2 separate regions of the Homo sapiens genome follow, and region 2 is linked to region 1. Evidence: chromatin loops called from intact Hi-C (ENCODE). Cell type or tissue: HCT116. All regions are shown on one strand. Links, peaks and the distances in the headings refer to the core of each region. The heading gives the core; the rest is flanking DNA.

Region 1 (2,937 bases), core at 116-2,615:
TTATCTTGAATAGATTTAGGTTCAGAATTATCCATGAGGTCTGCATAACTCCAATAAAAAATTAATGATAAAAATTTGTACCCTCTAGTGATAAATCTGGGATATTTGGCAGAAGCATAGAAAAGGCACTCAGGAGATAATTTCCACAACCAATACTATAGGGATACCAACACACACATATACTAAGAAATAAAGTTAAGTTAAAATATAATGACAAAATTTACAAAATGTAAAAGAGAACAATCTACTTGGCCCCTGAATCAACAGACTCAACAAATATGGCAAACTCAGCCCCAAGAACTCAATGCAGTACAAAAAAATAAAAAACAATATAAAATAAATAAATATGCTTAAAATAGTTAATAAAATAGTTTTAATAAAATCTCTATAAAAAAGACATTTAGAAAGTATAAGACCATTTGTAAAAGAGCAATATTTTCATGTTTCCTGAGAAACTCATTAGATGGGATAAACACCATTTAAGGAACAATTCAGGATGAAAATGGTAAACCTTTAAAAACCTGGAAAATTTACCAAGGTGAAACACAGAGTGATAAAGAGGTGAAAAATATCAAAGACAGTAATACACAAAAGTCAACAACTTTCTTGTATACAAGCAGTGAGCTGGCAGTATTTGAAATTAAAAAAATACTATTTACATCAATCCTCCAAATAAAACACTTACGTATAAATCTGATAAAATATATTAAATGTTTACATGAGGAAAATGACAAAACTCTAATTAACAATATCAAAGAAGACCTAAGTAAGTGGTGAGATATTCCATGTTCATGTACAGGAAGACTCAATATTGTCAAGATGTTAGTTCTTTCCAACTTGAGTAATAGATTTATTGCAATACCAATCAAAATCCCAGCAAGTTATTTTGTGGACAAACTTATTCTGAAGTTTCTATGAAAGGTAAAAGGTCCGGATTAGCCAAATCAATAGTGAAGAAAAAGAGCAAAGTCAGAGGACTAACACTACTGCACTTCAAGATCTAGTATAAAGCTATAGTAATCAAGACAGTGTTGTTGAAAATATAGATGAATAAATCAGTGGAACAAAATAGAGAGCCCGGTAATAGACCATGTGATTCTAGTCAACTGGTCTTTGACAAAGGGCCAAAGACAAGACCTGGTCAACCAGACATTTACATTAAAAAAACATGGACTTAGAAACAAACTTTTACACCATTCACAAACATTAACTGAAAATGCATTATAGAACTAAATGCAACCCACAAAACTAAAAAAAATACAATACAAAATAAAACTGTAGGAAGATAACACAGTAGAAAATCTAGATGATCTTGGGTTTGGTGATGATTTTTTTAGCTACAATACCAAAAATACAATCCATGAAAGAAATAATTGGTAAATAAGACTTCATTCAGATAGAAAACTTCCATTCTGCTAAAGACAATGTCAAGAGAAAGAGAAGACAATCCACAAACTGGGGACCGAGGGAGGGTACATGGAAATTCTCTGTAATTTGCTCAATTTTACTGTGAACCTAAAACTTTCTGAAAAATAATGTTTATTAATTTTTAAAAAGTAAGAAAGGAAACAAAAACAATGCATATTTATTATCTACAAAATATGACAGCAGAAATAAATCCAAATACATCAGTAATAACAATAAGTAGACACAAGCCAATGTCATCAGTTGACAAAAACTCTCAAAATGAACTAAAAAATAGAAATCTGTAATATGATGTACACTAGAATTACACATAAAACAAAATGACAGGGAAAGATTTTATATGAAAGGATATAAAATGATGTAGGCAAATACTCAAGAGAGGAGTTAACATAATGATATTAAGCAGACAGTTTTGAATTTAAGACAGGACCATTATTATAGATAAAGTCAATACTGTACACATGATTAAAGGAACAATTTGACAAGATACTATAATTCAGAACAAGTATGAGCTTCAAAGAGAGCCTCAAAACATATCATTCAAAATTTGTCTGTATTGTGAGAAAACTGGACATATCTTAAATTAGTATGGGAGATTATAATACCACTCTTTCAGAAACTAATTCATCAAGCAGAACAAAAATCAGAATATAAATGATTTAAACAAAACAAATAACAAGTTTAGTCCCCACATATTGGCATGTATATATAACTCTTTCACCTGTATGATTAGTGAATATACATTGCATTCAAGCAAGCATTTATTAAAGTTAACCATATATTAAACTATAATACAGTAAATACCAAATAGCATGTAGGGACTGTACCTACTATAGGCAATACTTTAGAAAGTAAACTAAGACATAGCCACGCCAAACAATAATAATAATTATAACAGCAAATAACAATTATAGTAAATGCTGTATACTAATTACACACATACATGTTATCACTTTAACACAAAATATGACAAATTGGTATTTATCTGAAATCTTGTTTCCATTTTCTGGAACAGCTCTTTTCTTACTTCTAATTGGATGTTAAATGTTATATGATTTATTATTATTTCTTTAAGATTCATAAATGTAAACTTTTTAAAAGGAAAGCATAAGTAGGACTAAGGAAAAATTAGCCATATTTAATAATAAATAATGTCATACTGTCTTCTAATCCATGATAAGGTAAGAAATTTTATCCTTTCTGTTACCTTTTCCAATAATATAGTAGTCTCCCCTTACCCACGAGAGTTAAGTTCTAAGACTTCCAGTGGATGCCCAAAACTGTGAATGGTATCAAACTCTCTCTATAGTCAGCCATTCATATGTGCGAGTTCTACATTTGTGGATTCAAACAACCATGGATCAAAAATACAGTATTCACAGAAAGCAAAACCCACAGACATGCAGGGCTGACTTTTCATATCTGAGGTACCACAGTGCCAATTGAGGGACTTGAGCATTGAGAAATTTGGTATCAGTTGGAGGTCCTGAAACATCCCACACAGATATCAAG
Region 2 (2,937 bases), core at 245-2,744, 120 kb before region 1:
ACACTTGGACACAGGAAGGGGAACATCACACACAGGGCCTGTTGTGGGGTGGGGGGAGGGGGAAGGGATAGCATTAGGAGATATACCTAATGTAAATGACGAGTTAATGGGTGCAGCATACCAACATGGCACATGTATACATATGTAACCAACCTGCACTTTGTGCACATGTACCCTAGAACTTAAAGTATAATTTAAAAAAAATAAAATTGTAATTCAAATATATATTCATCTATTGGTTGGAAAACTCATGTGTAATGGAAAAATATTTGTGTGAAAGCATGTATTAACACAATTCAGCATATAAATATCTCGTTAATAATAGGTAATTTGTACTGAGAACTAACCATAACACTATACATGTGTTAATACATTTTGTTGTAACATTTAAAAAAATGTAGTTATAGACTTGATCCATCCACCACCCTCAGATGCAGATAGAAAATTTTTGAGAAAATTCCAGGGATCCAAAGACAACCTAAAGCTAATCTTGGGATTCCTTCATATTTCACAGTACAGAAGATAAGTCCCATTTCAAAAGATAATACAGGAAATGATAAAATTTATGTCTTTGAGAGAATAGTTATGTTCTTAGCATCAACTTTGATAAAGGGTAGATGTTCCTTATGAACTAGTACATCTTTCATTTGGTTTGCTCTTTTGCTGGGTACAGAGGTATTCATATTTTGTTTACAGTGATACTGTGTATTAAAGTGCTTAAATAAAATGTTAAATATAAATTATATCCATGAATTATATAAAATAGATGTTTTTATTGGTATATGTTTATTTAAATTTCAAGTTTATGCTGTGTATTTACTACAAAGTTTATCCATGAGAATGTTTTCATGGGCCCAAAATTTTATAATTGAATATTTGGGATACCAATGTTTTAAACTGTAATTTTTAATAAAGAGTAATCTACCTTAAATCTGAGGATACACTTTAATTAGTTTCTGAGTTATTTTCTTTCTATCTGTCATTTGGTTAGCCTGCCTTTTGTAGAACAGATAGAAAATTTTAATTTTCACAGATAAATAATTGCCAGAATAGTTTCTATTTTAAACAACCTACTGTGCAATCTAAGGATACTGTTTAATTTCACTAGTCCAGAAGTTTGAATATATAACAATAGAGTTTTCTTTAAATGGAATTACCAATGCTATATAAAAGCTACTCTCATTTTTTTAAGTCAATACATTCTTTATCCAAAGAATTTCACATGTTGTGATTCCTTTCTTTGCCCATCAAGGTCAGCTAAGTTCCTCTAATTGAGCCAAGATTTATTTTTAAGTCAGCCCTTTTTAAAAGAATTGATGCTTAATCCATAGTTGTCCTGTCATCTCACAACTTTTTTTGTCTGGGCTTCTCTTACCTTCACTTGAATATGGACATATTGAGGACAACTTTAAAAAGTCCCCCACCAAGAATCTTTTCAATCTAATTTATTCAAGCAATTTACTTTAGGATCATTTTTAGAGTAGATGGGTATGCCTGCTTCTCAATTTCTGACACCCTTCCTAAATATGAATGGGTTCAAATAATATTTTTAAGCTATCATACCCAAGAACAGCATAGATGTGTTGGATATGCCAATACCAAAGGCAAAAGCAAATGTATTACTTGGTCTTTCACACTTTTAGAAACTCTGTCTTGTATTATAGTTCCTCCCCACAGCTCTAATAGTCCTATGAGTAAAGCAAAATCACAGAGTTACACTAGATGTTTCCAGATGGTGTGGCTACAGATAAAGCCCTATCGTGTTAGACCTCAACTAACTCTCATTCTTTAGTACAATAACATGACTAAAGCATTGAACATTTCCAATAAGAACTAAAACAGTCAATAATGAATTATTTTCATAAGATATCTTGCCCCATATTCAACTATTATTGTCCAACTATTACAAAGAATACATTTTATATCAGGCATATGTAACTTAGCTCTCTTGACTACATGTGCAATAGTATATACCCATTTTTACATTTACTCAGGTTCAACTGATATGACAAAATAAAGAATAGTCAGTGGAAAGCTATAAACTACTCCTAAACATAAAAGCATGTGTACCAGTTGCAGTTACCATAAAGAAATATATGTATATGTAAATATATATGTGCACACAATCTCATATTAAGAACTTTGTATTCATTAAAAGCCATTCCTAGAAAAAGTAAAAACACAAGCCACATAGTAGAAGGAGTTGTGTAACAGAGAAAGAGCTCAAATCCAAAATATATTGAAAAGGTCTCCTACCATTAATAAAAGACAAAGAGCCGTGCACAATGTCATGCCTGTAATCCCTATTACATGAGAGACTGAGAAGGGAGGATCACTTGAATCCAGGAGTTCAAGACCAGCCTGGACCCCAACATTTAAAAACATTTTTTTTTTTAAATTAGCCATATATGGTGTTTTGCACCTGTAGTCTCAGCTAGTCAGGAGGTTGAGGTGGAAGGACAACTTAAGCCCAGGAGTTCAAGGCTGCAGTGAGCTGGGATTACATCACTTAAGTCTAGCCTGAGCAACAGAACAGACCCCATCTCTTAGAAAATAATAATAATAAGTAAAAACTACAAAGAATTCAGTAGAGTATGAACAAAATGCTTGAACAAGCATTTCACAATCTAGGGTGTCTACATGTTCGATAAAGATACGAAAATTGCTCAATATTATTAACTATCAGAGAAATGCCAATTAAAATACAAATGAGATGTTCTTATACATCCACCACAATAATTAAAATTAAAAAGTAACTACCTTTTAAGAATTGAAGAAGATGCAGAGTAATGGAAAATCTCATACATTGCTGGTGGGAGTATAAGTTGATATAATCTTTTGGAAAGCATTGTTGGCATTGTCTACTAAAGCTAAACATACTCTTACTGTATGATCCAGCAAGTGCACACCTAGAAATATATCCAAAAGAATTGTGTG

The links. Hi-C counts contacts between places; a loop is a spot of excess contacts. Peaks named below come from ENCODE experiments on the same cell type or tissue, not always from the same donor. Only the 100,000 strongest peaks of a DNase experiment are listed, where the experiment ranks them.
Region 2: it touches region 1 in a loop (3-fold over the local background); 1 of 110 quality-filtered maps calls a loop at or near these places.

What each region holds. Positions count from the first base shown.
Region 1 is chr6:93,761,111-93,764,047 of GRCh38, reverse strand. All of the region lies in intron 7 of TSG1 (tumor suppressor TSG1), which reads right to left. Among named protein-coding and RNA genes, the nearest start is that of TSG1, 56 kb to the right of the region's middle. In HCT116, for the core only: no CTCF peak of the experiment used is centred there; no DNase peak of the experiment used is centred there.
Region 2 is chr6:93,877,944-93,880,880 of GRCh38, reverse strand. No RefSeq gene overlaps it. Among named protein-coding and RNA genes, the nearest start is that of TSG1, 170 kb to the right of the region's middle. In HCT116, for the core only: no CTCF peak of the experiment used is centred there; a DNase peak (open chromatin) is centred at 1,395.